2 separate regions of the Mus musculus genome follow, and region 1 is linked to region 2. Evidence: chromatin loops called from intact Hi-C (ENCODE). Cell type or tissue: gastrocnemius. All regions are shown on one strand. Each heading gives the region's core, and the rest is flanking DNA. Links, peaks and the distances in the headings are about the cores only. Region 1 holds the start of Pnpla1 (patatin-like phospholipase domain containing 1). Region 2 overlaps Slc26a8 (solute carrier family 26, member 8).

Evidence for each region. Hi-C counts contacts between places; a loop is a spot of excess contacts. Peaks named below come from ENCODE experiments on the same cell type or tissue, not always from the same donor. Only the 100,000 strongest peaks of a DNase experiment are listed, where the experiment ranks them.
Region 1: a loop joins it to region 2, with 2.0 times the contacts of the local background. A loop is called at or near these places in 2 of 42 quality-filtered maps.

What each region holds. Positions count from the first base shown.
Region 1 is chr17:28,844,434-28,859,549 of GRCm38, forward strand. Pnpla1 (patatin-like phospholipase domain containing 1) reads left to right here and starts at 13,978. Exons shown (of 10, transcript NM_001034885.3): 1 at 13,978-14,638. The coding sequence starts at 14,434. In gastrocnemius, for the core only: a CTCF peak has its summit at 10,930 (motif pointing right); no DNase peak of the experiment used is centred there.
Region 2 is chr17:28,661,234-28,677,276 of GRCm38, forward strand. Slc26a8 (solute carrier family 26, member 8) reads right to left here. Exons shown (of 20, transcript NM_001290320.1): 3 at 14,831-14,970; 4 at 11,502-11,618; 5 at 8,670-8,851; 6 at 2,331-2,495; 7 at 632-781. Among named protein-coding and RNA genes, the nearest start is that of Slc26a8, 21 kb to the right of the region's middle. In gastrocnemius, for the core only: no CTCF peak of the experiment used is centred there; a DNase peak (open chromatin) is centred at 7,992.

The sequences.
Region 1 (15,116 bases), core at 7,117-15,116, 190 kb after region 2:
TTTCCATGTGCAAATATCTAGAAATGAGTAGTCAACAAATGGCCATATAACTCTTTTGCTAGTTTGGAAAGTTCCTGTCTCTGCTTTGGGGCAGAACTGCCAGCATCAGAGAGAGAGGTCACCCCTAGGTAGACACATCACCTCTGAGGATAAGTTTGGAAGGAAGGTGGTTAGAGAAGCGAACTTATCGCTAAGCTTTGAATAGGATTTTTTTTTTTAGATTTATTTACTTTATATGTAAGTGTACTGGCTAATTTTGTGTCAACTTGACACCGCTGGAGTTATCACAGAGAAAGGAACATCAGTTGAGGAAATGCCTCCATGAGATCCAACTGTAAGGCATGTTCTCAATTAGTGATCAAGGGGGAAAGGCCCCTTGTGGGTGGGACCATCTCTGGGCTGGTAGTCTTGGTTCTATAAGAGAGCAGGCTGAGCAAGCCAGAGGAAGCAAGCCAGTAAAGAACATCCCTCCATGGCCTCTGCATCAGCTCCTGCTTCCTGACCTGCTTGAGTTCCTGTCCTGACTTCCTTGGTGATAAACAGCAATGTGGAAGTGTAAGCCAACCCTTTCCTCCCCATCTTGCTTCTTGGCCATGATGTTTGTGTAGGAATAGAAACCCTGACTAAGACAGTAAGATCTTACTATGGATGGTTGTGATTTGAACTCAGGACCTTTGGAAGAGCAGTCGGGGCTTTTAACCACTGAGCAATCTCTCCAGCCCCCTCCAGGATTGTTTTAGACACAGCTTTACAAACAGTAGCTCAGATATAGCTGCACCTAGTCTCCATGAATTTTATTAGTGGCTCCAGCCACGAACACCCCACCCAGGCCACTCTGTGGCCTTCCCTTCCTGTCCCTCTCTGCTTCACAGGGAGTGCACTTTGGTGAACTTCTCCTGCAAGGAATCATGTGCCATGCGCTCTTCCATGTCTAGCTTCTCTTTCAGCTGTTTTTGATTCTGTCCTGTGGCTCATATAGCCCTTTGCTTTGTCAGGGCTGAATGGAGTTTCATTATATAAACACTGTACGTTTGTCCATTCTGCCGAGGGTGTGTGTGTGTGAGTGTGCGTGAGCATGGATGTGTGAGTGTGTGTGAGTGTGTGAGCATGTGTGTGTATGTGTGTGAGCATGTGTGAGTGTGTGTGAGTGAGAGTGCGTGTGTGAGCATGTGTGTGAGCATGTGTGAGTGTGTGTGTGTGTGTGTGTGTTGCACTTAGAGTTTGGGCATTGGAAATAGCTACTAGGAATGCTTTTGCTTTTATATCTCTCTCTCTTATATGTTTATTTTTATTTTTATTTCTAAGCATAGTCTCATTGTACGGCCAGTGGCTGCCTGAGATCTGCTGTCTCTGCCTCAGAGTCACGGTCTGACAGTCATAGACTAGAGTGTGTACTGCCACAGCTGTCATTACACATGTCATTTGCCTGCCACTAATACCTATTTCCCTTTGGTGTGGTTACAGGAGTGACCTGCTCCATCATGGGGCAGATGCAGTTTAGTAGATTCTGCCATCGCTGATGTGTGTGTATGTGTTTTTGTGAAAGAGAGTGTGTATGGTGTATGTGTGTGAGTGGTGTGTAGTGTGTGTGTATGTGTGTGAGAGCGTGCATGTGTGGTGTCTGGGTATGTGTGGTGTGTGTATGTGAGAGAGTGTGCCTGTATGGTATGTGTATGTGTGTGAGTGAGAGAGTGTGTGTATGTAAGAAAGTGTGTCTATGTGGAATATGTGTGTGTATGGTATATGAGATTGTGTGCAGGGTGTGTGTGTATGTGTGTGAGAGTGCATGTGTGGTGTGTGAGAGAGTGTGTGTGTGTGGGATGGTATATAAGAGTGTATTGTGTGGGGTGTGTGTATGTATATGGGTATATGTGTATGTATGCGAGAGGGTATGTGTGTGGTGTGATGTGTGTGAAAGAGAGTGCATGTGTGGTATCAGTGTGTGAGGTGTGTGCGCATGTGTGGTATGTGTGGTATGTGTATGTGTGTGTGTTTGGTGTGTGTATGTGTGAGAGACAGTGTATGTGGTATGGGTGTGGGTTCATGTGTGGTGTGTGCAAATGTGTGTGTGTATATATGTGTGTGAGAGAGTGTAAGGTGTGTGAGTGAGTGCGTGGGGGTGTTTTTGCAGGCATGTGAGTGCACTACAGGATTGAGGAGGTCAGAGGCCTTGTGAAGTCAGTTCATTCCTTCTACCCTTCCCTGGGTTCCAGGGACGCTTCCATAGCAAGTACTTTTACCCACAGAATCATCACCAGACCACACTTTATGCTTTTACGTCCCAAGGCCAGTAACTCTGGTCAGAGCAGGTCTCTTTTGCTGTCTGTCTGTCTGTCTGTCTGTCTGTCAATCGCAGTGCTGGGGTCAAACCTAGGAACTTGCAGAAGCCAGGCAAGTGCCCTGCCCTAATGCCCCTTTCAGTTGAACAGAGCAGATTCTCATGAGGCAACGGCGCAAGGTTTCTTCCAACCACCCCCCCCACCCCCACCCCACCCCCGCTCCTCCGCCATCCGAGATTAAAAATGGACAAGAGCCCACTAGGCGTTGGCCGACCTTGGTCCGTGTACACACATCTCAGGCAACACGGAGTGGAAGGTGCAGAAGACTCTGAAGTGACTTCAAAGGAACCACTCAGCTCTGGGGCGGGCTGGGGGGTGAGGGTGGGGGTGCTATCAGAGATAAGGGTCAGGGAGGCAGACTCTGACTGGGAGCTTGGTGTGGAAGCCAAGCTCTGGAAACAAGATTACACACCCCTGCTGGGACTGAGGCAGAGGTGTGGTCCAAGGAGTGGGGAGCACGGGGCTGTCCTGGGATGGCCACACTTGGGACCCTGCCTGTGCTCCTTGTTCGAAGGGCACAGTAAAGAAACCACCTGAATGGCCACTCCCTGATTAAGGAGTTTCTGTTGGAGATAAGAGAATTGTTCGAAGCATCTGGGGGAGTCTGTCATAGCTTCCTCTCAGGGGACAGAGAGAGGAGCAGAGTGAACAGGTGGAGAGAGGAGGAGACTGGCAATTGCTCAGCTGTGGGAGCAAAGACAGCAAAAATGGTGGGAGAGTCCTGCCAGTTGTAAGGCGTTACCAGTGGCGGGCGGAGAGCTGGTTAGCTGGAACATTGGAAGGCTCAGAGCTGTTGCAGGCCTGTGAAGAGAGAGCTAGGTGCCCTCTCTGGAGACTGGGGGTGTGGTAGGAGTGGATAAAGTCATGGCCTTTCCTTATAAACAGAACCCCACTTTACAAGGGCTTTACAAGACTGTGTGTGTGTGTGTGTGTGTGTGTGTCTCTATGTGTTGTAAGATTTGTGGTAGCTCAAAATGACCACGGTTGTATAAAGTTAAATAAATGTGTTCTTTTCCCAGAATTTGCCTCACTGCAAGGTGTGCCAAGTCTTCCGATTGTATAGAAAAGCCCACACAATGTCTCCGGTCCTTAAGTCTGCCCCCTTAATGCAGTTAAAGGTTAACCAGTGATAAACTGCCAGCCCTAAACTGTGACTGAGAACTGCTCTAAAAAATGTATAAAAGGTGTGTGCTTTAGCTACTCGGGGTCGCTTCCATCCTGCTTTCAGGACAACCTCAGCATGCTGGATAAATAAACCTCTTGCTTTTTGCATCGATCTCCGTCTCTGTGTCTCTGTGAGCGGGACACCTGGATGTAAGGCTTTTCTGGTCTTACATTTGGTGCATTGGCCGGGAAGGTCCTTCGAGCAGGACCAGTGGCTGGAGACCGGAAGACTGCTCGAGCAGGTACCGAGGCTGTGTTTTCTGTGTTTGTCTTGTCTGTGCCTCTCTACTTTCTCTGACTCTAATCAGCCGCTGCTCAGCTTGGTTTTGGTGAAGGAGTTGTCTGTCAGGAGTTGCCAGAAGCAGCTGGTAGACGTGCCACAAAGCCGCGGCAACCAGAGTCCTGGAGGACGCTCCAGACTCTCAGTGGGAAATCAGATCCAAGAAGGTTCGACTTCACCTGGGGTTAGTGGCAAAGAGACCACTACCAAGTTATTCAGTGTATCTTCTCTGGCGCTCGTGGCAGGAGCATGTTGGTATTTTATTTCCTGTTTCTCTTTTTGTATGTGGACTAGGACTGACATTATTTTTGGACAGAATTGGACATGGACCTTCCACCCCTCTGAGCTTTACTCTAGAACACTGGAGGGAGGTTAAGACTGGAGCTCACAATCTTTCAGTAGATGTGAAGAAAAATAAGTGGATTACTTTTTGCCCCTCAGAGTAGCCTGGCCAGGGGCTGGAGAGATGGTTCAGTGGTTAAGAACATTGACTGCACGCCTTTAATCCCAGCACTTGGGAGGCAGAGGCAGGCAGATATCTGAGTTCGAGGCCAGCCTGGTCTACAGAGTGAGTTCCAGGACAGCCAGGGCTATACAGAGAAACCCTATCTTGAAAAATCAAAACCAAACAACCAACCAAAAACAAACAGAGTGGCCTGGCCCACCTTCCAGATTGGATGGCCTCCTGAGGGTTCGTTCTCACTGCCTCTTATATTGGCCGTCAAGAGGTGCATTCTTGGTGCTGGCTTGAAGAGCCACACTGACCAGGTCCCATATATCATCGTGTGATATATCACCTCCCACATCCTGAGATTGCAGGCACACATCACCAGGTCCAGCTACAGCTTGCTTCTATTGCACCTACAGTAATGGACTTTGGTTAGTGTAGTGGGTGTCTGGCTGTGGTATACGACGTTCATTCCTACGGCCCAGTCTATGGAGACATGATTGCTTCCTTACTGTAGATTGAGGGCATCTAGTGTGTTCAATGATTTGTTTCTAGGAATGCTACTATGAAGATTGGTAATTGTTTCCCTAGGGTATCTGTGCAGTCTGGGTAAGGATTTCCCAGGGTGCAGGCAGAGGCCTGGGGAATGCATTGTTTGCTCAAAGTGCTTGTAACCATTCCCCTACCTGCCAGGAGGTTCCCTTGGGTCTATGTTTGTGTTTTCCGGACTCATCCAGATATGATGTTGACTTGGCCAGGTACTTCCTCCCCACCCTGGCTAGAGAAGGATCTGCCCCAAGGTGGTTTGCACTCACCAGTTGTTCAGTGATGGGTGCCATGTTGGCACCAGTATAATGTCAGCTCTGCCGCAAGCAGCCATGGGGGCAATCAGCAAACACCACTGCTGTTCAAAGGGGTGCACAGGTACCTCTGAGATGTTAAAATAGAGACAGAAGCTGGTGTGTCTCCTCTCTAGCCCCGTGCTGCCTCTTCCCTCTGGCGTCCTGAGGCATGGTTCCTTCCTTCTTGAAACCTATACCCCGATGCTTATTCTTCTAAGGTTTTGGCATGGACCAGATCAATTTTTTTTTCTCTCCGTTTGTTTTTCTGAGACTGGTTCTCGCTGCCTGGAAGGTTCCCTCGTCCACGCCCCTTTTGTACTTGGATTGAGCCTCAGAGAGGGTAAGCACCTTGTCTGAGTCACATAGCCAGGGAATGGCGTGGCAGAGCTGGGGTCTTTAAGTCTGATTCCAGAGCCCTGCACAATGCTGCACCCCCCACCCCTACCCCTGCCCCCACCCCCAGTTTTTATTGTGTGTCTCTTTTTTTCCCCCACCTTAATACATTTTCTATGACATCTGAAAAAGGGGGCCACAAACACTCCAGCCAGCATCCTGACTCCTCTATCAGGTTCCTCCCAGATCACTTCCTCCTCCACCCTTCGGCCATCCATCCAGGTCCAGTCTCGGAATGCTTCTTTTGAGGGAGGGCATGTGTCAGTGCTCAGCACACAGTAGGGCAGCATGAAGCCGGGGTGAGCCCTTTCCTATAACTTCATCTCCCGCAGGAGGCCCAGGATCTGGCTTGGTTGGCCGTGTGAGGGTAACATGCCCATGAGCCCGCTCTCCCTCCTCAGCACCCCAGAAAACTCAGCACAGTGAGTGACGCAGGCCCCCAATCCCAGCCAGGAGGTGGAGGCCGGAGGATCAAAGTCTGAGGCTAGCCTGGTACAGATGAAAAACAAAACCGAGCAAAGCACTTCAGTGTGGTGCCTTAAAAACCTTGCCCAGGGAAGAGGAGCGCTCACTCTTACTGCCAAGGTGAGCAGCAGAGGACTTGAGGTGCCCTGGTCCTCCCAGTGGCAGTCTGAAGGCAGCTAGGCAAGGGAGCGTAATTCCACATATTAGGGGTGGAAGATGAGAACCCGGAGCCTGGTGTTGGGGTATCTGAGCTCATGCTTCTCAGAAGCAGAGCAGGCAGGTGCTGTCCCTGTCCCTGATCTGTGTGGGGCTGGAAAGCAGCAAGGCAGAGCCACCACCTCCTGTGACTCCTACGGCCTTCAGTGACTCATCGACTGGCTTGGGCCCTACTGGCAAGACACTTCTAGCTGACAGCAGAAGGCCCTAATTCTTTTTTGTTTGTTTGTTTGTTTGTTTGTTTTCCAGATAGGGTTTCTCTGTGTAGCCCTGGCTGTCCTGGAACTCACTTTGTGGACCAGGCTGGCCTCGAACTCAGAAATCTGCCTGCCTCTGCCTCCCGAGTGCTGGGATTAAAGGTGAGTGCCACCACCGCCCGGCTCCTAATTCTTTTTTTTTTTTTTTAAAGATTTATTTATTTATTTATTTATTTATTTATTTATTATAGGTAAGTACAACACCGCCCGGCTCCTAATTCTTTTTTTTTTTAAGATTTATTTATTTATTTATTTATTTATTTATTATAGGTAAGTACACTCTAGCTGTCTTCAGACACCCCAGAAGAGGGCATCAGATATCACTATGGATGGTTGTGAGCCACCATGTGGTTGCTGGGATTTGAACTCAGGACCTTTGGAAGAGCAGTCAGTGCTCTTATACGCTGAGCCGTCTCTCCAGCCCCCGGCTCCTAATTCTTAAAAAGCCAGCCGTCCTCTGCCAGCTGACTGCCCTGTGTGCAGCTTTGAGACCCATGGAAAAAGAAAGTTTGTCCCCGGACATTTAAGCCTTGTAACTCTCAAGCCTACTGCCCATGACAATGGCTCCACTCTCCCCCCTTCCGGTCTTATATTTTTATTTTTTTGTTTTGCATGTGTGCACCTGGTGCTCAGGGAAGCCAGAAGAGGGCATCAGACCCCTTGGATCTGGAGTGACAGATGGTTGTGGGCCACCATGTGGGTGCTAGGAACCAAACCCAAATTCTCTGCAAGAGCTTTTAAATCCCACACCATCTCTCCAGTGCCCAGACCCCCATGTACTCTGCTTATAATATCAGACTCCTCCCAGATGTAAACTTGAACTGTGTAGTATTGAAGATGTCTTCATCTGAGCCATCTTAGAGGGATGGGGGTTTTGCCTGACAATCATGGCATAAAGTAGAAAAAGAAAAGAAAAAAACCTGTTCCACACGTGTGGTGTTGCGTACTGAACCTAGGACCCTGCATCCAAGAGGCAGGTGCATTTGTTTTAAGACCAAAAATCGGGGGGCCGGAGAGATGGCTCAGTGGTTAAGAGCATAGACTATTCTTTCAGAGGACCTGGGCTCGGTTCCCAGCATTTGTGTGGTGGCTCACAGCCACCTGTAACTCCAGTCCCAAAGCCTTCCTCCCATTCCCGCAGCCAGCACATTTGTGTACACTCAGGTGAGATACCCATACTCATGAAACAAAAATTTAAAAACCTACAATCAAATTAGTTTTAAATTTTTAAAAACACTTTTCTTTTAAAGACAGAGTTTCATTATATAGCCGCGATTGGCCTGGAACTTGATCATATTCAAACTGGCTCCAAACTCACAGAGAGCTTGTTGCCTCTGTCTCCCGAGTGCTGGATTAAAGCTGGACTCCAGGACACCCAGCTTCCAACTGTTTGCTTTTTGAAAGCCATGGAGATGGTCCAGCAGGTAAACGTGATTGCTGTGAAGTCCGGGTTCATGAGTTCAATCCCTGGAGTCCACATGGTGGAAGAATCAGACCAACCAGCTCCTTCAAGTTGCTCTCTGACCTTTGCATGCAAACTAGCATGTGTAGCCTTGTCCTACACTGAATGAATGAATGAATGAATGAATGAATGAATGAATAAAGATAAAATGTAACACATTTAAGAAATTATTTCATTTCTGAAGCCGGGCGTGGTGGCGCACGCCTTTAATCCCAGCACTGGGGAGGCAGAGGCAGGCGGATTTCTGAGTTTGAGGCCAGCCTGGTCTACAGAGTGAGTTCCAGGACAGTCAGGGCTACACAGAGAAACCCTGTCTCGAAAAACCAAAAAAAAAAAAAAAAAAGAAAGAAAGAAATTATTTCATTTCTGATCAGAAACCTATTCAATTGGTTGGGTATTGAGGGACTCAGTCCCCTTCCCTGGAAGCTGCCCAAGTCTGTGTGCTATTCAGAGGCTTCCTCTTCTATGACTACATGCTTTGCCCTCCTCCTAACCCAGACAGCAGCATATATCACACACACACACACACACACACACACACACACACACACGCACCTCCTATAGTTTGCTTTTTCTCTTAAAATATAGTAAAGCTAGATTCAGGTCCCATCCCCACCATGCTGATGGCTTTTGTTCTGTATACCCTTGCGTGCGCCTCAGTTTCCCTGTAGACTCCCTTCCATCCACCTACTCAGTGTTTCAGTTTTGTGGGGCGGGCGAGTATAACACAGTCTGAGGACAGGTCGGGTCCTGAGCTGTCAGGTCAGCTGTTGCCAGGGTTTCACCGCTTCACAGAACACCACTGTGAGCCTCTACTCACGGAGCAAATATTTGTGAGTTGGGATCTGCGGTGCCCAGGTACCTTCCCTGAGGGGCTTAGAGACAAGCAGGGGAAGCCAGCGCCATCCCAGGGGCCCCTGAGTGCAATATGTGCCAGGTGCAGAGTGAAAGAGAAGAGGGTTAGGAATTTGTTTGTGGATTGTTTGTTTGTTTGTTTGTTTTGCTTTTGTCTCTAAGACAAAGTATGTAGGCAACCCAGGCTGGTCATCTGGGACTCAGTCTCCCTGGTGCTCAGATCACGAGCATTTACCACCACACCCTGTCTAATTCACTTTTTCACAAGTCGACTCCATATTCCAGTACCAAGCACAATAAATTAAGAATAGCTCTCCACCCTGTAAGCCCTGTGCTGTCCACCTTCTAGGTGGGCCTGAGTGCATCTGGAATTACCTGGGAGTCGTACCTCTGGACCTGTCTGCCTGTGAGGGTGTTAGCTGGGAAGGTCCAGCTGGATTGTGGGTGGCACAACCCCATGGCCTGGGGTCCCCAACTGAGTGGAAAGGAGCTGATTGACAGCATTTATCTTCCTGCCTCCTGACTGCGGTGTGACCAGCCATCCCCAGTCCTGCCCATTGCCTTTTCCACTGTAATGGGCCGTACCCTCAAAACACCTCCCTAAGTCATTTTTCTCATGTTGTTGAGAGGCCTCCATCTTAGAAGAAAAATAGCCTGAGATCTTGACCTGCAGTTGAACGCCAGCTGCACCCAAGTACCAGGAAGGACCCCCAGGCTTGTCCTTGGCCCATACCCCAGAGTAACTCCCTAGCTACTTCCTATCAACAGTCAATCAAAGATTAGTCCGATTGTTTCAGGTGTACTTTCAGACTGTCTGTGACTGTATATGGTCTTGCTTCAGAGCCCCCACCTGTCGGCTTACAACATTCAATTAGATGCTTGTCTGGACAGACACTCCCTCATCTGCCTCCATTTCCTATAAAACCGTGTCCCATTGAGAGTTCAGGGCTACCTCACCAAACTGCTTGTAAGAAAGAGACCCTAATGTGATTTCATCAGAAACGGCTCCTTGGTAGTTTTTCGGGGTTCATGAACACTTCCTGGCACAACATTGTCAAAGCAGCCGGGGAAGTCTCAGAAACTCACACTTCCCGTGGACCATGACAATGTTCTATGAGGTGTTACTTTTTTCTCCTTTGTAGCAATTAAATTATTCTAAAACTTGTGAGTTTGGGTCAGTGAGATGGCTTTGTGGGTAAAGGCACTTGTTGCCAAACCCAAGGTCCCGAGTTCAAATGCTAGGTCCCACGTGGTGGAAAGAGACCTTTTCTAGTTTGCATTTCTGTTGGTCTGATAACACCATGACCAAAAGCTGCTCCGGGAGGAAAGAGTTAATCTGGCTGCTGTTACAATGTATCACAGAAGCAGCCTTGGCAGGAACTGGGAGGCAGGATTTGGGGGCTCTACCCCCCTCCCCTCAGCTTCCTTTCTTACACAACCCAGCCCCACCTTCCTCAGGACCACATGGTACAGTGGGTTGGGCCTTCCTACATCAATTAACAATCAAGAAGATGTGGTGGCGCACGCCTTTAATCCCAGCACTCGGGAGGCAGAGGCAGGCGGATTTCTGAATTCAAGGCCAGCCTGGTCTACAAAGTGAGTTCCAGGACAGCCAGGGCTACACAGAGAAACCCTGTCTCGAGAAAGAAGATGTCCACAGACATGCCCACAGGCCAGTATAAGGGAGGCAATTCAGTTTTTGTTTTTTGTTTTAGGAGACAGGGCTATGTAGCCCTGGCTGTCCTGGAACTTGCTCTGTAGACCTCAAGCTACCAGAGATCCACCTGCCTCTGCCTCTCAGGGGCTGGGATTAAAGGCGTGCGCCAGATGGGGGCAGTTCTTAACTGAGGTTTTCACTTACCACAGAAGTCAAGGTGACAGCTGAAAACTGTAGCAAGAGTCCACTTCAGAAAGTTATCCCTTGATCTCCACATGGGCACCCAGCTTGAACACAAACACAGACACTATTTATTATTTGTTTGTTTCTTATTTATTTTGAGACAAGACCAGGTTATATAGCATTGCCTGGCCTCAAACTCCTAGAGATCGTCCTGTTTCTGCCTCCCAAGTGCTGATATTAAAGGCATTACACACCATGCCAAGCTTTAAAAAAGTACAAATATAGTATTTTCACTTCATTCTTATTTTATGAGCATGGCTGTTGTGCCTGCGTGTGTACCATATGTATGTAGTGCCCCTAGTGGCCAGAAGAGGGCACCAGATCCTCTAAAACTAGAGTTCTGAATGGTTTTAAGTACCCTCACTGGTGCTGGAATTTGAACCTAGGTCCTTTGCAATAGAAGCAACTGCTGAGCTGTCTTTCTACCTCCTAAATCTTAAGATGGACGGATGGACAAACAGACAGATAGATAAAATCTTCATCCAGTTTCCTCACCAGTGTCCCAGTTTCTGGGTCTGCCACAGGCACCCTGTCTCTCCCTAGCCACAGGCAGAAAACCAGGCATTATCCGTGAATCACCTTGCTCACCCAGCCAGTCCCACATCCAAGGCTCTGTGGCAATAGCTTTGCTGACTCACCCTCCAGCCATTCATCTTCCTGGATCACCGACCCTAATCTGTCCTCCCTTCCACGACTCTCCAGCTGGAGTGTCCTCCAAAGGTCCCCCGCCCCGCGCAGTGGAGGTCACATGTGTCCCTTCTGACCTACTTACTCTTCTCTTCCACAGACTCTAGGATCCATCTTTTACAGAAACCTTGGCCTCTATTGCCTTCTGATAGTGACAGGCCTGTCACCTGCCAGGCATAGCCTTTATCTGTCACCTCTGTAACTCCTGTCAAGCTTGAGAACTACTGCTGCCTGTTTTGCAAATGAGGAAAATCCAGGTGTACTGTGCGGGTCCCACTGCGTGTAAACAGCAGTACAGAGCCAGGGAGTCAACCTGTCTGTCTGACCCCAAGAGCCCCTCCCATGCCCCTGAGTTCATCATGCCTCCCTCCAAAGGAAGCCCAGAGCTGTCCCCTGCCCTGCACACTGCTCCCCCATCTCTAGTCTCCAGTCCCCAGCTTCTGATGTCATAGCTCAACCTGCCCTCTCTCCCTCCCTCTTTGTTCCTCCTGAGGCAATCTAGCCTTGCACAATGTAGCAGTTAATTACAGGGCGCCTTGGCTGCATCTCTGGTTACTTCACAGTTGCTTGTCAGAGTCCCAGGAAACCTGTCAGTATCTGGTCTGTGGTCTGGGGGAGTTGAGGCGGCATTTCTCCTTGTTCTCATTGCCAAAAGCCATTGGCTTCTTCCTGTTACATGTCCCCGACACACACACACACACACACACACACACACACACACACACACACACACACACAACCTGCCTTCCAAATCTGACAATTACATGTCTGAAGCTCTGTGTAAGATGGAACCCTGGAAGGCTCCCTCCTTAGTGGGTGCTGGACTCTGTATTGCCAGTTTGGATCAATGAAATCATCAGTTGACAGGAACTCCAGGAAAGACATCATTGTCCCCACCTATAGAGTGGCTGGGGCCAACTGGGACTAGGAGAGAGACAACTTGTCTCAGTTCTAATTCTGGTCCTGCTACCATGGGGTGATGGTGACAGTGACAGTGATGGCTGTGAGGGTGGAGGAGGAAAGAGAGGAGGGAAGAGAAAAAGGAGGAGGGAGAATATGGAAGAGGAGGGAGAGGACAGGGAGAGACGGAGGATAAAGGAAAGGTGGAGTGGGGAGAAGGCAGGGGAGGAGGGGGAGGGGAACGAGGAGGAGAAGGAGGAGGAGAAGGAGGAGGGAGAAAAGTCAGAGGAAGAGTGGGAGGAGGGAGAGGAGGGGAAAGAGGAGGAGTGGGAAGAGGGGAGGATGCAGAGGAGGAGGAGGGAGAGCAGAGAAGAGGAAGAAGTAGGGGAGAGGGAGGAGGACGGGAAGGAGGGGACTAGGAAAGCTTTTTGCTGCCTTAGTGATCCGCAGTGACCTTTTTGGGTGAGAAAATCCCTCCTCTCAGAAATCATGCTGAGTAGCCCTAGAGCTAACCCTGGTCCCCAAGCCCCTGTCCCTTACCAAAACATCTCTCTGCCCTGACCCTGATGAGGAGACCCAGACACCCCACATGAGACCTCATGACCCCCGACCCCTGACCCCCATCCACAAGCTATCTATTCATGTGGCCATCTTGGAATGACCAAGCTCGCTGTCCTCTTCCCTCCTGCACACCCAAGAGACAGCACTCCAGCTGAAGACATGATGCTCTCTCCCTGAGGACCGGTGTTCAGTTCCCAGCACCTATATCAGGCAGCTCACAACTGCCTGTGATTCCGGCTGCAGGGCATCGGATACCCTCTTCAGGCCTCTGGAGCTGGCACAGGACTGAGAGGCAAGAGAGAAGACCTGCACGGACCAGGCCAGGGACAGGGAGATGACAGAATAAGAAGAGGTAGGAAGGAGGCTGGCGACTTCTGGCTGGTTACTGATGGACGCTGCGAAGAGGGACTCTCATTGGAGGAGTTGCCGCCATCAGATCGGCCGCCATCAGATCGGCAAGTCTATAGGGTATTTTCTTGATTAATGATTGATGGAAGAAGGCTCAGCCCACTGTGGGCGGTGCCATTCCTAGGCAGGTGGTCTGAGTCTGTGTAAGAAAGCAGGTTGGGGGCTGGAGAGAAGGCTCAGCGGTTAAGAGTAGTGACTGCTCTTCCAAAGGTCCTGAGTTCAAATCCCAGCAACCGCATGGTGGCTCACAACCATCCTCGTAACAAATCTGACGCCCTCTTCTGGAGTGTCTGAAGATGCAGTGTACTAAATAAATCTTTACAAGAAAGAAAGAAAGAAAGAAAGGAAGGAAGGAAGGAAGGAAGGAAGGAAGGAGACAGCGTGTAGCGATGGGGGAGCAAACCTGCATTGGTTCCTCTCGCCCTGCCTTGACTTTCATGATGAACCTTAAACTGTGAGCTGAAATAACCCTTTTCTCCCCAAGTTGCTTTTGGTCACGGTGTTTTATCACAGCAATGGAAAGCAAACCAGGGCAAACACCCAGAGCCATACTTCTCTGTTACAGTTTTTGCCCAGAGCCAATCCTAAGGTAAGAATAAATAGAGAGGTGTTTTGTGTAAGAACTTTCCAGAGTCTGAATGGGGTGGGGGAGGGGCATGGGGTGGTATGAGTTGCTCCTCCCCATTGAAAGCCAAAGCCATCCTGCAGCCCACAATGGAAGTGAGGGGAACACAGGCTGGGGAGGGGGCGTGGCGGATAGGGGGCGTGGCGTGTAACTCTGCGTCCTGTCAGTGAAGAGCAGCCTGTCAGTGAGGGAGGCACAGGGCGAGGCAGAGATTTTGCAACTGGATGCTGAGAGGCACCGCCTCTGTGGACACCGTCCAGAGCAGGGTGCAGGGAATGCCCCGCTCCTAGGTGCGCTCCGGATGGGTGGAGAGCGCTGAAGAGCCTGTACCTGACAGAAGTCTAGCAAGGGCATGAAGTGAGCAAGGGGTCTGCAGGACCACGCCCCTGCCCATGACTCTAAGGACTGTCTACATTTCATCCAGTACCTGGGGATCCCTATCAGCCCTTCCGGGGTACCTCTCAGCAGAGCTAAACAGGCCCAGGCAGTGGCTGGATGAACCACCCGTGGATGCCTGACTGGGCTGGTAGAGTTGCCACATTCCCTGCTCTTGGCTGGGGGAGAAGGAGATACTGAGCCAAGGCAGACAGGTGTGGGTTCTTCCTCCGCTGGGAGGCCATAGACCCCGAACATGGACGAACAGGTGTTCAAAGGAGACCCAGATACCCCTCATTCCATCTCCTTCTCCGGGAGCGGGTTCCTTTCCTACTACCAGGCTGGGGCCGTGGATGCTCTGCGAGATCTGGCCCCGAGGATGCTGGACACAGCCCATCGCTTTGCAGGGACGTCAGCGGGAGCGGTGATTGCGGCCTTGGTCGTCTGCGGGATTGAGATGGGTAAGACTTTTATTCTGGTGTCTTTGAAGGGGGCTGCTGGAGGGGGCTTCTCAGAACAGACCCTGGACAAGCTTGGAAGTGCACGGGGAGAGAGGCGGGAAAGCCTGGCAGCCAGGGTAGTCCCCCTTCACACACACACACACACACACACACACACACACACACACACACACGTCCTCCGTCCTCCTCCTCCTCCATGGGCGAGGCTTCTTTTAAATTGTAAACACTGCCTCAACTTCCCAGTGAGGAGGAGGGGTTCCCAACATGCAAACCCTGAGTTGAGGAGAAGCTGGTGACAGATGTGGGACACAGTGTGGGAGCTTCAGCTGTGCCCCGGTGGGCCAGAGGCCACAGTGCTGACCCAGGGCTATGAGCAACAGCCTTCTTGGCCCGGCCAACCCCCACCTGCTCGATGCCAGGCTGTAATGTAGAGCCCCTGTGAAGTTCTAGAATGTTCTAGAGAGAAAAGACAGCAAAA
Region 2 (16,043 bases), core at 4,967-12,966:
ACCAGTGAGAGACAGAGAGAGAGACAGAGACACACAGAATTTTATCAAATCGTTTAATTCGTAATACTGTATTCTGGGAACTGGACAGCGCGCTCAGTGGGTAAGAGCACTGCTGATCTTGCAGAGGACCTGGGTTCAATTCCCAGCACCCATGCGGCAGCTCAAGACCATCTGTAACTCTGTTTCCAGGGGACCTGACCTCTTCTGACTCCTCGGGTACTAGGCATGCATGTGGTATCATACATACATGCAAGAAAATACCATTCACATAAAATTAAATAACTCTTTAACAAAAACATTCTATCAGTTTTGATCTGATTCACTGTTTCCTTACATTTCTGTTTGAAGAGGTTTATGTTATTTTTGTTTACGTGTCTGTGTGCATGCCATATGTGTGGAGGTGTGTCCATGGAGCCAGGAAAGGGCATCTGATGCCTAAGCTGATGCTGGGTTATGAGCCTCCAAGGTAGGTCCTGGGAACTGAACTCAGATCCTCTGGAAGTAGCAACCACATCCCCCAAGACAGAGTCCCTGGCTGTCCTGGAACGCTGTAGACCAGGCAGGCCTCTGCCTTCCATGTGCTACCCTCAGTACTTGGATAGTGCTCTCTGTCGTCCTAGGTCCCACCTACCAGCAGCAGCTCCATGGGGAACTCGATAGGGTAGCGGTTGAAGGTAATGCGGATGCACTTGTTGATTCTCAGAGCCACCACAGAGGTGATGAACAGCAGGATGCTGGTAGAGTTCGCTTTGGGGAGAGCTATGCAGTAGTTAATTATGTTCTGAAAGAAGAAAATATTGCAGAGGCTTCCTTAGGGATGTCACAGCTGCTGAAATCTAGAATAGGACATTCTTCTCAGATTAAAGAGTGAAGAAGAGCTTCAGGCCCAACTGCATCCCAGCTGGATTCCACTAGAACACTGAGTGCAGGTGTGGGGGCCATGCGTGAGGGGCATGTGGTTTTTATTCATATTAGGAATCAAACCTAGGGTTTCACTCATGTTAGGAAAGTGCTCTTCCACTGAACGACATCCCCAGCCCTTTTCTAGTTTTTTCTTTTGAAACAAGCTCTCATTAAGTTGCCCAGACTGTGTCTGTAGCTTCCATTCCCCTACCTGGGCGGCCTTGTCTGGTCTCAGTGAGGATGTGCCTAGCCCTGCAGTCTTGCTGTGCTACAGTGAGGGGGTACCTTGGGGGGTGGGGGGACTTCACCCTCTCAAAAGGGAAGGGATGGGGAGGCTATGTGAGGAGTGGCTGGGAGGAGGGAGGGGGCCGTGATCAGGATCATGAATGAGGGAAAAAGTTGCCTTGGCTGGCGCTGAGCTCATCTCAGAGCCCAAACAGGCTTTGAACCTGAGACCTTCCTGCCTCAGCCTCCCAGGTAGGTTAGATTACCAGTATGAGTCACCAAACTTGGCTTAATACGTTTTGTTTTTTAAATAAGGCAGTAATGTTGAATAAGGAGAGAATAGACCCTATATGTTTTATTGTAAGAGAAAGGACCCAAGAATCTGTTACGGGGGTTGGAGGTTGAAACAGTCTCCTATATAGTCCTGGCTGGCCTGGAACTCACTATATAGAACAGACTGGCCTCAAAATTCCCGATTCACCTGCCTTGCCCCTGAGGTAAGGGTCTGTCTTACTTACTGTCTACTCTTCCTTTCAGGCCACGCACGTCCTTTAGTGAACTTCTGTTGCATTTTTGCATTCAGGGGCTATTACACCCTCTGTATATTTAGGACACAAGCTTGCTATCTGGCATGTGATAGGGAGAATTATGAAATAGTAACTTTATAACAAAATTTAATTTAGTATGTGTGTGTATACACAACTTTTGGGAGTCCATTCCCTCCTAGCAGGCAGGCTACAGGGATGGGGCTTATCATAGCACACAAGCTGGTAGTCAACTTCACTAGCTGAGCCATGGCCCTGGCTCTGTTGCTAAATTTTTGTTTGTTTTGTTTTGTTTTGTTTTGTTTTTTTCAGACAGGATTTCTCTGTGTAGCCCTAGCTGTCCTGGAACTCACTGGCCTCAAACTCAGAGATCCACCTGCCTCTGCCTCCTGAGTGCTAGGATTTAAATTTGGCCCCATGACCAAATTTTAATGTAAGCCATCTAGTTTAAAAGGCTAAACTGAAGTGATCATTACATCTGAGCACAAGCTCCAACTGGCTTCTGCTGTTGACTAAGACCCTACATTTATAGGAGATGGAGTTCCTTCTAGGACCTCTTATCCTTCTGCATCAGGGAGAATTGTGTCCACTTGGGCCCACTTTTCTTTGAAGGCCAGAGGAGTGTGTAAACTCTGGGAGAGGCTTGAGGTTACTCACGTAGATGAAGGAGATGGGCCCAGCATGGAAACTGACCATAATCCCCAAGATGCATGTCATCTGGGCCAGTATGATGTGCAGGGCCACAGCTGCTAGATAAGCGCTGGTTGCAGCCTCTGGAAGATATGTGGCCATGAAGCCCATGCCCAACATACCCATTGACAGCTGTGGGGGGTTGGGAAGAAAAGAAAAAACAAAGAGGTGGGGCATTATGTTGGCTAGCTTTATGTCAGCTTGACACAGGCTCCAGTCACTTGAGAGACGGGAGCCTCAATTGAGAAAATGACTCCATAAGATCAGGTTGTAGGCAAGTCTGTGGGGCATTTTCTTAGTTAATGATTGATAGGGGAGGGCCCAGGTTACTGTGGATGGTGCCACCTTGGATGGTGGTGCTGAGTTCTATAGGAAAGCAGGCTGAGCAAGCCATGAGGAGCAAGCCAGTAAGCAGCACCCCTCCATGGCCTCTGCATCAGCTCCTGCCCCCAGGTTCCTGCTCTGCTTGAGTTCCTGCCTTTCACTGCTTTTAATGATGAATATGGGACTGTGAGTGAAACAAACCCTGCCCTCCCAAAGTTACAGCTGTCATGGTGTTTTATCATTTTATCATTGTTGGGGTCACCACTCTCAGTCAATCAGGGCTGTTTTTGTTTTGTTTTGTTTTGTTTTTTTCTGGGACAGGGTTTCTCTGTGTAGCCCTGGCTGTCCTGGAACTCACTTTGTAGACCAGGCTGGCCTCGAACTAAAAAATCTGCCTGCCTCTGCCTCCCAAGTGCTAGGATTAAAGGCGTGCGCCACCACCGCCCTGCTAAATTAGTTTGTCCTTTTTTTTTTTTTTTTGAGACATTGTTTCTCTGTATTGGGCTGGTTTTTTCTTTCTTTCTTTCTTTCTTTCTTTCTTTTTTTTTTTTTGCACAACTTTTATTTTTTTTAATATTTATTTACTTATTTATTATATGTAAATACACTGTAGCTGTCTTCAGACACTCCAGAAGAGGGCATCAGGGTTGTGAGCCACCATGTGGTTGCTGGGATTTGAACTCAGGACCTTTGGAAGAGCAGTCGGCGCTCTTAACTGCTGAGCCATCTCACCAGCTCCGGACTGGTTTTTTCAATGCATACCTCAAGACTGATCAATCAAGGATGTAGTTCAGACTCGGGAGCTGAACTGAAATGTCCAAGTAGAATCCTATAGAGCCTTTTCAGCCTGAAATCCATAAACATCTATGCCAAGTTAGATCTACCGATCAGGATTTAGGGCTGGGGACATCCTTAGGACCAGGACTTTGTTGTACATTTACCCTGCTCTCAGTGGTTGGAGTGTCCATGTCTTAACTTGCCAACCAGGATATAAATGTCAGCTTGGTAAGTAGGATGTCAACTCCAAGGGAGGTCTGGGATCTTAAACTTTACTTAGCCCCTACTCAAAATTGAAGTTTTACTCCAAATGGCTTATGTTGGTTCGGGTGTCTCTCTTGTCGGAGCCCACCCTGGGGCAGCCTATCATATACACAGGTGCAGAAAGTGCTACCTGGCAGGTGGTTCAGATTCAAGCTTATTGTAGCCAAAAGTACTGACTTTAATTGTGATTGGTTTCCAAGAACACCAAAGACCAGAACACAACAGAATATGCAATCACCAGGGCCTGAGACATTTTCCTAGTAACAGCACATGAAAAAAACTCCTTATAACATTAGTAACAGCACAAGATGCCTGACTAGTCAGGCAACAGTTACCTAGGCCTTAACAATCACAGCAGTAGTAACCCTAGGTCAGCAGTCGCACCAACTGGACTCTCCAGCCACCTTATAGCCTCTGTTCAAAAAAGATCCCCAAGCAGAAGGTCAGAGGCACCGACACCATCTTCCCAGGCTCTCTTCCCCAGGGAATCGGGCTCCTTGGGTGCTGAGTCAGAAGCTCCCAACATGCCCCACCCCACATCTTTCTTTCTCTTCTGAAACACCAGCAGCTATTAGGTGGCTTCACTCTCAGTCCTCTAGAGGGACACAGAGGAAACAGCCACAGAAGGCTGAAAGGGATACAGAAGGCTCGTTTTGAGTTGGAGCCCTTCTCATCACAGTGGAAAAGACAACATGGAGGAGCTAAGATGCAGAATATGGTGTGACGGTGCCCACCTGCAGCTCCAGCACGCAGGAGGACCAGGAGTTCAAGATCATCTCTGATTACATAGTGGGTTTAAGAGTAGCCCATTCCAAATGCTGACACCATTGCATACACTAACAAGATTTTGCTGAAAGGACCCAGATATAGCTCTCTCTTGTGAGACTATGCCGGGGCCTAGCAAACACAGAAGTGGATACTCACAGTCAGCTATTGGATGGGTCACACGGCCCCTAATGGAGGAGCTAGAGAAATTACCCAAGGAGCTATAGGGAACTGCAACCCTATAGGTGGAACAACATTATGAACTAACCAGTACCCCGGAGCTCTTAACTCTAGCTGCATATGTATCAAAAGATGGCCTAGTCGGCCATCACTGCAAAGAGAGGCCCATTGGACTTGCAAACTTTATATGCCCCAGTACAGGGGAATGCCAGGGCCAAAAAGGGGGAGTGGGTGGGTAGGGGATTGGGGGGGTGGGTATGCGGGACCTTTGGGATAGCATTGAAAATGTAAACGAGGAAAATACCAAATAATAATAATAATAAAAAAAAGAGTAGCCCAGGCCACGTGAGACCCATAACAACCACGTATGCAAACAAATGCCACACCAGTCTTCCTGGCCTCATGACTCCTGTGTACTAAGAGTGATACAAGAACCACCAGGTGGTGGTGGCACACGCCTTTAATCCCAGCACTAGGGAGGCAGAGGCAGGCTGATCTTTTTAGTTTGAGGCCAGCCTGGTCTACAAAGGTTACAGGACATCCAAGGCTATACAGAAAAACCTTGTTTCAAAAAACAAAACAAAGAGAAACCCTGTCTCATAAAACCAAAAGAAGGAGGAGGAGGAAGAGGAAGGGGAAGAAGAAGAGGAGGAGGTGAAGAAGAAAAAGATGAAGACAATGAAGATGATGAAGACAAAGAAGACAAAGAGGATGAAGATGAAGACTATGATGAAGATAATGAAGATAAAGAAGATGAAAAAGACTGTGAAGATGAAGACTAAGGTGAAGAAGATGAAGACAAAGATGACAAAGATGAAGATGTGAAGATGATGAAGACCAAGATAAAGACAAAGAAGACAAAGATGAAGAAAACAAAGAAGATGTTGAAGATAGAGAAAAAAGACAAGACAAAGAAGGAGGAGGAGGAGGGAAGGAAGGAATAAAAGAAAGAAAGATAGATTGATTCAATGTGGCAAGCAGAGGCAGGTGGATCTCTGTGAGTTCAAGGCCAGCTTGTTCTACGTATGGAGTTCCAAGACAGAGACCTTGTGATTCTGTGGAACTTTAAGTCTTTGGCATACCACTGACTCATCTTTCCAGTCCAAATCTCCCTTTCTGTTCTTAACATTTTTCAAAAGACACTTTTGTGTGTGTGTGTGTGTGTGTGTGTGTGTGTGTGTGTATGTGTATCTGTGTGTGTATGTGTCCAAGCATACACCGGGTTGAGGAAGCCAGAAGAAGGTATCAGAACCCAGGAACTGGAATCACAGCTGGCTGAGAGCTGCCTGCCATGGGTGCTGGGAACTGAACTCTTAGCCTCTGCGAGAACAGCAGCACTTTTACCTGCTGAGCACCTCCTGTACTTTCAGGGTTTTTTTGTTTTTGTTTTTTGTGTTTTTGTTTTTTTGAGACAGGGTTTCTCTGTATAGCCCTGGCTGTCCTGGAACTCACTTTGTAGACCAGGCTGGCCTTGAACTCAGAAATCCGCCTGCCTCTGCCTCCCGAGTGCTGGGATTAAAGGCGTGCACCACCACGCCCGGCTACAGGCTTTCAGTTTTGAAGGGTCTTTCTAGGTTTCTCAGTTTGCCTTTGAACTCACTCTGTAGGCTGCGTAGGCCTTGGGCTGTGTACCATGTATGTGCCTAGTGCCTGATGTGGGCAGAAGTGGGCTTCAGTTCTCCTGGAGCTAGAGATACACATGGCTGGGAGCCGCCATGTGGGTGCTGGCAATTGAACCTGGATCTTCTGCAAGAGCAGCCAGTGCTCTCAGCAGCTGAGCCACCTCTCCAGTCTCTGGACTGATTTTGTTGCTGTGTATTTAAGGTGTGGTTCTGTATGTGTGCAATGGATGCAGGTGGCTTGTAGCCATGGAGCATACAAGAGGACATGATCCCACGAAAATGGTGTCACGGGCTGGGCCTCAGTCACTCTCATTATTTCGCTGCCAAGGTGTTCTTGTGTACACAGAACCAGGCCCTCTGGTTACGGTTCATGGGCTGTCTGTGCTCATTCATAAGCCCCTCTTTTCCACTGGAATTTCCAAGAAGAAACCTGCTGTTGTTTGAGGTGCTTTCCCTTTGTAGGGAAAATGCTTTTCTTTCCTGCTTAAGAGATATTTTCTCCTCCTTGCCTTTCATTTTCCTAAGTTTATCATTTATCTCCATATGGGTTTTTACTGTTTTTCTACTTAGAGTTTTGTCAGCCTGTGAAATCTGCACATTTGTGTATATTAATGTGGGGGTTATATAGTTATCATTTTATAAAATACTTCAACTAGGTCCTCATCTATTCATATAAAGTCTCATTATGTGACCCAGGCTGGTCTCCAACTCTTGGGCTCAGGTTATCCTCCTGTCTTGGTCTCCCTAGTAGCTAGGACCAGAGACATGTGGCCCTCTGAGAGGGATGTTAAGGTGCCAGCCTATTTTGTACACAGAGATTACCTCCATGACGTGTACAGTGTAGTAGGCTCTTGCTGAGTATTCCACGTCAAGTTTTTCATTTAATCCTCTCAAGAGCACTATTTCCACCTTATACACTGAGAGCTGAGGCTCACTGACGTGTAATCATTTCCCTCTGCACTCAGCCCGTAGGGGTTAGCGCCATCCATGGGGGCAGCTTGTCCTTTGTGGACTTGCAGGAGAGCCTGCTGATGAAAGGTAGTCCCGGAGGGATCAGTGAGAATCAGTTGAGAGGACAGGGAAGTCAGCCTGAGAGAACGGCTTGGGTGTGATAGGGGAGCTTGAGGAGGTGAGCTCTCAAAGGATGCTAAGGACACCACTGAGAAAATGTGGAGATTTGTGAGCTGCTATATTCCTGTCCTCTCATTATTGTAGGATCTAACTCTACCCAGGCTCTCTGATGCTTATCAAGCCCAAACTCAGCTTGTGAGGCCACAAGTCTTTCACCTTCTTCTCCAAAGACCAGAAAAGGTGATTTTGTTTGATTGGTTTGTTTGTTTGTTTTTGTTTTTGTTTTCTGAGACAGGGTTTTTCTGTGTAGAGAGACTCTGTCTCAGAAGCTGTCCTGGAACTCACTCTGTAGACCAGGCTGGCCTCCAACTCAGAAATCCGCCTGCCTCTGCCTCCCAAGTGCTGGGATTAAAGGCGTTCACCACCTCTTGGCTTGAATAAATGATTTTTGGAAGGCAAAATTGAGGAATGGAAGAAGCGCTGATGAGGAAGCTCAGAGGTGAATTCTAAGTCAGTGCTCAGAGAGGAACCTATGCCAGTCCAGACCCATCAGCTGCAGGAGGGGCCTCTTCCGTCTGCTGCCAGTTCTTGGGGCAGGAGTGGGCAGATGGCTCCGCGCCTGTCTACACCCAGCAAAGCAGCAGCAGAGAGCAGAAAGCAGGCATGGCTGCCCCCATGGCACATCATTCTTGCGGGCTGTCTTCTAAATCTTCCACAGCCTTCCCAAACAGTGCCATCAGCTGGGGACCTGGCGTTCACTCACAGGAGTCAAAGCAATTCAGAGGCTCAGTTCCTACCTGTGGGAAGCCACATGTGCCGTTGCAGAGTGGCACTGACTACTGCTGGCCACCACGCATAAGAATGGACAAACAACCAATGTGTACATATGCAGTAAAGTTTTTTGCAAAGACACTGCCTGGCCCAGGCATGATAATGAGGTTCTGTAAGGTACTGAGAGTATAACCAATCAGATGTGAGACATGCAAATGAGGTATGATAATGAGGTTCTGTAAGGTACTGAGAGTATAACCAATCAGATGTGAGACATGCAAATGAGGTATGATAATGAGGTTCTGTAAGGTACTGAGAGAGAGTAGCCAATCAGATGAGGAACATGCAAATGAGGCTTAGTGCATAACCAATCCGGGTGTGAGACACGCCCCTCCTAGGCCTATAAAAGCAGCACCAGTTCTGGGCTCGAAGTCTTTTCGCCTCTACAATCAAGCTCTCCCAATAAACGTGTGCAGAAGGATCTTGTTGCAGCGTCGTTCTTCCTGGCCAGTTGAGCGCGCGCAAGACCTACCTGAATAATCCCAGTCAGGAAAGTTGTAGATGCCACCATACTTAAGGATCTGTTGTAGCTCAAGTAGAATGTGGGGACAGAGAAGTCATCTTTGACAAAAGTTCCCAAGATCAGGTGACCATTGTTGAAGGGTCTATCCTTCAGGACATTGATCATCAGAGCACTCACAAGGAAGAAGGGGCCTAGGAAGAAGTGCAGGAAACAGATTTCAAGTTTAGAGAACCAAAGCACTCTTATGCTCTATTATTATGAATACTATTACCATTACATTACTTGGGTATTACATTACCCAAGTCATCACTGAGAAGGAAGAGAAAGGAGGGACAAGAATGGGGTATCACAGAACTCAGAGCTGGTAGGTCAGGGGTCACACCCCTGTGGGCACAGAGGCTGACACTCATGCACAGATGGCCTGGAGATTACTGTCAGGCTTAGCCACTGTGCCTGCACTTAGACTCTAAGTTACAAGAGGGAGGCAGCCAGGTGTGGTCTACATGGCAAGTTCCAGGCCAGCCAGAGCTGCACAGTGAGACTCTGCTCCTCCCAAAAGAGGGAGGATGGTGAAAGTGCCACCAGAACATCGGAAGACGATAACACCGAATGCTTGCTCCAGCCTAGCCAAATGTATGGTGAGATGCGAGTGGCCTTGAGCAGTGTTTCGTTTTGTCCTCGTGTAACAGGCACACAGGAACAAAGGTGAGCCCTCCCCGTGAGGCTCCCTAGGAATTCGGGAATATGGGAGTAAAACTGTTTTCTTCACATTCAAATGCAAGTCAACACGTGGCATGTTTGAGCCAAGCACGTGAAGATGCCCTCACTGAAGCTGAGCAATACCCCAAGTCTAGAGGTTGGGGATGGTGGCCAGGCTGCAGCCAGTGCTGGAAAAGACATTGAAAAGAACACTTAGTGGTCACTTCAGAGAAGGGAGGAGTAGGGAGCGTCTCAAACAGCCATAAGTCTTCTGATACATGAGCTGTACCTATTCTAGTCACCTCTAAGTTCGTGTGTGGATGGACTCCTGAGTCAGGGAAGTGTCCGTCCTGTGGGTGAGTGTTTCTTTGTTTGTTTGTTTTTTTATTTCTTTTGAGACAGGGTTTCTCTGTGTAGCCCTGGCTGTCCTGGAACTCACTTTGTAGACCAGGCTGACCTCGAACTCAGAAATCCACCTGCCTCTGCCTCCCAAGTGCTAGGATTAAAAGCGTGCACTACCACGTTCTTAACTATTGAACCATTTCATCAGCCCCACAGTTTGAGTTTTAGAGATATTCAAAGAGGAGGATTATCGTGATCAGATTTGGACTTCTGAGCAGTGCTAGACTTGTAAAGACTATGGGGAGACTCTGAGAAAGAATGAATGTACTTTGCACTGTGGGACAGATGTCGGTTTTGGGGGCCAAGGGTTTATTTTAAATGCACTCTAAAAGCTCATGTGGTGAAGCCTTGGCATTCAATGGATGAAGTAGGGGCTTGAGAACATGCCCTTGAGTACATCTTGTCCTTTGCTGTGTCACTCGAGCTAGTGTGCATGCATACATGTGTACATGAGTGCATACATCTGCACGTACATGTGTGCATTCATGGATGTATGTATAAATGTCTGTTCATGTGCATCTTGTGTGTGTGCACATGTATGTTTGCGTGTGTGTGTATATACAAATGTGTCTATTTGTATGTATCTGTATATGTTTGTGTGTGTATGTACACATGTGTCTTGTGGGCGTAGCTCTGTGTGCATGTATACATGGATTGTGTATATGATGTGTATGAATGTGTACATGCACATTTGGATGTGTTTGAGTATGTGTCTGCATGTATGTGCATGTATATATGTGGTGGGTTTTTTTTGGGGGGGGGTTAGAGTTTAGAGACAGGGTTTCTCTGTGTAACTCTGGCTGTCCTGGAACTCACTCTGTAGACCAGGCTGGCCTAGAACTCAGAAATCCACCTGCCTCTGCCTCCCAAGTGCTGGGATTAAAGGCGTGCGCCACCACGCCCGGCTTATATGTGTGTTTTTTTTAAGATTTATTTATTATATGTAAGTACACTGTAGCTGTCCTCAGATACTCCAGAAGAGGGCATCAGATTTTGTTACGGATAGTTGTGAGCCACCATGTGGTTGCTGGGATTTGAACTCGGGACCTTCGGAAGAGCAGTTGGCACTCTTAACCACTGAGCCATCTCTCCAGCCCCTATATGTGGTTTTGTATGTGCATATATATACATGTTTGTCTGTGTGTAAGCATGTACTTGTGTGTTTGTGTGAGCTGCTTTGCTCCACCATGCACTTTAGATCTGTGCCTTGAGACAGGCACAGAAACAATGGATACAAGTGACATGGACTGAAACCTCAAATACTATGTGTGATAGTTTGTATATGCTTGGCCCAAGGAGTGGCCAAGGTGTGGCACTGTTGGAGTAGGTGTGGCACTGTGGGTGTGAGCTTTAAGACCCTCGTTCTAGCTGCCTGGAAGCCAGTCTTCCTAGCAACCTTCAGATGAAGATGTAGAATTCTCAGCTCCTCTTGTGCCATGCTTGCCTGGATGCTGCCAGGTTCCTGCCTGGACGATAATGAACTGAACCTGTGAACCTGTAAGCCAGCCCCAGTTAACTGTTGTCCTTATGAGAGTTGCCTTGGTCATGGTGTCTGTTCACATGGTGTCTGTTCGCAGTAACTCCCTAACTGAGACACCACGAGTCTATGTAAGCTTTCCTCATTTAGGCTGATGGTCTGGGCATTTCCTTACGATGACTGAAAGCTGCCTGGCACTGACTGCTAACAACAAGTGATAACAATGACTCATCTGGCTCCCATGGCTCCAGGGCTGAACTCACCGATGGACATTTGATGACATGATCCAAAAATGACATAAATGACTGAAGAGCAGAAGGCGGCGTAAGTGACGTTGAGGGGAGGAATCAGCTGCCTTGTCAGTAAACTAAGTATCAGGCCTGAAAAGCAAAATCACTTAGTTAAGCAAGGACCATTTGGCTTTAAAAGTTACCTTAAAGGAAAACTGCTAAGAGTGATCAGGTATATGTAGAGACTCCTGGCTTCCAAAGTGCTTTTGTGTTTTAGCTTTGGTTTAAGATGGAGACGCAGATAACCCCGGATGGCTTCAGACTCACTGTGTATCAGAGAGTGACTCTGACCCTTGACCTTCCCTCTCCACCTCCTGACTGCTGGGATTATAGGTGTTGGCCAGTGTGTTGGTTTATGAGTGCTGGAGACTGAGCTCGGGGCTTGTGAAGGCTCCAGACACTTTACCAACCAAGACACAAACCTAGCTCTACACCATAGCTCTCTGACAGACTCACAGACAGGGAAAGGACACAATGCAGCTGTGGGGTCTCTAGCTCCAGATCTTCAAATCGTGCTTATTGCTCTGCAGTCTAAAAGGCCTGAGGACAGACAGACGGGCAAGCAGTGCAGAACATTTGCTGTTCTTTCAGAGGACATAGGTTGGTTCCTAGCACCAATGTTTGGTGGCAGACATCCGCCTTTGACTCCAGTTCCAGGGAATTGAATGTCTCTGGCCTGTAAGGGCACCTGCACTATCATGTACCTTCCCACATATACATACACAGACACACACAGACACACACGCGTACATAAATGAAAGTAATAAAAATAAAATAGGTGACCTTGGGATCTTCTAGGGCCAAAAGCAGAGAAGGGCAGAATCATTTAACTTCAGGTTGCCAGATGCAGTTTGTCTTCTATATGCTAACTACCCCATCTCTTTTTTTTTTTTTTTTTTTTTTTCCCGAGACAGGGTTTCTCTGTGTAGCCCTGGCTGTCCTGGAGCTCACTTTGTAGACCAGGCTGGCCTCGAACTCAGAAATCCGCCTGCCTCTGCCTCCCGAGTGCCGGGATTAAAAGCGTGTGCCACCACACCCGGCAATTTTTTTTTAATATTTATTTATATTATGCATGTGAGTATACTGTCACTCTCTTCAGACACATTGGAAGAGGGCATCAGGTCCCATGACAGATGGTTGCGAGCCCACCATGTGGTTCTGGGAATTGAACTCAGGTCCTCTGGAAGAGCAGTCAATGCTCTTAACTGCCAAGCCATCTCCTCAATCTCTTTTCTAAGTTAGTATTCCTTTATGAGGCCTTAAAACCTACTTCACCATGCTCAACCATTTACCTCTAAGCCCAGCACTGGGGAGGCACAGGCAGATGGATCTCTGTGAGTTCAAAGCCAGCCTGTTCTATATAGTGAGTTCCAGGTCTCTATGTAGAGAGACTTTGTTTAAGAGAAAAACAAACAAACAAACAAACAAACAAACAAACAAACAGAAAACCTACCAAAATACTTACTTATTATTATGGGGTATGTGTCCATGTGTATCTGCATGTGTGTGTGCCATAACATGTATGTGTGTGTAGGTCAGAGGACACCTTCATGGAGCTGGGTCTCTCCTTGAATCTCTCCATGGGTTGTGGGTTGAGCTCAGGTCAGGCAGCAGGCACTCTCCTGTCTTACTGACTGAGCTATATCCCCAGCTCCTCCCCCCTTTTTTAAATCAAGGTTCTATTGATTACAAAAAGTAGAAACTATGCTTAAATTACTTTGTGCAAAATAGTAAACTTATTATGAAGGCTCGAGGGATACTCAACCTCATCAGAAACTAGAATTAAACTAAAAAGGCATCCATCCCGGTCTGTAGTGGCCATTTCCTTCATTCTTGTCTCCAGGATTTCACAAGGCTCAGCCTCTGATTCCAGGAGAAGACGAAGCTATGGATAGATATTCTCACATGTCTCCTGGTCCACAGACATGCAAATTCCTCAAGATTACATATCCTTCATGAAAACTCCAGGGGTGTGCTCACTAGATCCTGGCAAACTGCCTGCCAGATAGATGTTCCCTAGAGACTAGGGCTGAGGTAAGCGTAGTGACTGGGCACTTCCCCAGTGTGCACAGGGCCTGAGTTCAACCTCCTGCATGACTATGTGAGAACGCTAGGCTAGTTGGAACCCAGGAGTAATGAAGCCCAGTGTCTTCACATGGACATATTTCATCTTTGGTTGACTCTCTAGCCTGTTTCCCTGTAGACAGGGAAACATTAGAGCAGCAGTGCTGCCGGGGAGTACTGGTTGTGGTAAAAAGGAGGCCTGTTAGCACATCCATCTTCGGAAAGCCAGAGGCACACCCTGGCTGTGGGGTTCTCTGAGCACAGGGACTCCCACACTTGATTGGTCATTAGTGGAGAAAGAACACTTCAGGGACATTTAAGAGAGGTGCTGACTCCAGAAGCCCAGTGTCCAGTGACAGAGGAATAGGCAAAGGAAGTATGGGTACCTACAGTGGAGGCTTTTCAGCCATCAGGAGTCAAGCTGTGTCATCTGCAGGAAAATGGAGGTCATCAGAGGAAGTGAATTATTACTGTCTCAGAAACACAAATGTGGGCTGTCTACTCTCATGTGTGGTTCCTCGATCTTACATAGGCACATGAAATCATGTATGTACATATGACATGCAAGCACAAGGAGGGCAAGGGGCAAAATGGAGGAGATGTGGGGTCATGGCCAATGAATGGTATGCACTTACATCAAATGTCAGTGTAACACAGTGCCACATACAATCACCACACACAATGAAAGGTTGCAAGAGAGAAAGCTGAACTTTCTTTAAAAAGATATAGCTAGTACACAGTATGGAACCCTTAATAACTTCAGTCTCTCTCTCTCTCTCTCTCTCTCTCTCTCGCTCACACTGTCTCTCTCTCTCCTCTCTCTCTCTCCTCTCTCTCTCTCTCTCCTCTCTCTGTCTCTCTCTGTGTGTGTGTGTTTAAAGAAAGGTGGGGCTGGAGTGAGATTTCCAGGACACAAATCATGATGGAAGGTGAGAGCAGACTCCCTTAGTCATCCTCTAACCTCTTTACAAACAGAATGAGTGAATGAATGAATGAATGAATGAATAAATAAACATTAAGAAAGAAAATTAGGCCAGGCGTGGTGGCGCAAGCCTTTAATCCCAGCACTCGGGAGGCAGAGGCAGGCGGATTTCTGAGTTTGAGGCCAGCCTGGTCTACGGCAGACAGGCAGCTCCTTTGTTGTCCTTCTGTTCACCCAGCACTACTGTTTGCCCCTGAGAGCAGCTGAGGCCCAGTAGGTCAGCTCTGGGCTAAGGCAGCTTGAGATTTGCTCTTACCTTGGGGAACTTGAACAAGACCAACACTTAAACCAGCAAGTAAGTCTCCAAGAAGCCAGTCCTTGAATCGATACAAACATATCCACTCCAGGAAGGGGAAGACTGTGAGCATGCATCTCAGGAACTTGTGCCAGGAGCAGCTGGGAGAAGGAAGAACAGAGACTCAGCAAGGCTCTCCACAGAGACCCCCGACCCCCGGCTAAGGAAAGGTGCAGGGTGTAACCCGCACTCCCTTACAACACATTTCCCATTAGCACAAAGGACGTTTTGACATGTTGGATCAAAATATCCTTTGCTGGAAGACTGATGGTCTTACAAATTGAATTTCAGGATGTTTAGCATCCTGGCTTCTTTCTACCCAATAGAAGATGGTAGCCTGTCTACCCCTGGCCTGGAGAACAAGATACCTCTACATGTTAAGAAATATTCCTGGAGGACAAAACCACCAGCAAGAACCAGCAAGGTATAGCTGGAAAGAACTGAGACGCAATGTCCAGTGTCCAGTTAGTTCTGTGTTTTTGCTGGCAGTTTGGAGAGAGTCAAACCAACTAACCTCTGGTAGAGAATGAACTAGTATCACTGAGTCTTTAATAAGAACAGTGTTTTGGAGATGGGGGAGATGGGTCAGTGGTTAGGGACACTTGTTGCTCTTCCAAGGATAAGTTCATAACACCCACATGGTAGCTTACAACCATCTGTATGTAACTCTAGTCCCAGGGAATCCAATTCTTCTCCTAAAGATTTATTTATTTATTTTATGTATGTGATTACACTGTTGCTGTCTTCAGACACACAAGAAGAGGGCATCAGATCTCCATTACAGATGGTTGTGAGCCACCATGTGGTCATGGGATTTGAGCTCATGACCTCTGAAAGAGCATTCAGTGTTCTTAACCACTGAGCCATCTCTCCAGCCCCAATGCCTTAGTTTTTATATTTATTTATTTATTTATTTATTTATTTGTTTGTTTGCACGTGGGGATATATAGAGGTCAGAGGACAACTTTTAGGAGTCAGTCAGTTCTCTCCTTCTACCATGTGAGTCACTGGGGTTGAACTCCAGGAATTTAAGTACAGTGCTTGTGCGGCATGTGCAGCAAGCGCGGCAAACACTCTACTTGGTAGCTTGTGTCTCCTCTAGGAGCCATCCTGTCCTGCTTCAGGTAACACCTGCATATCATTCTCACATACGCTAATCTAACCAAACACTAAC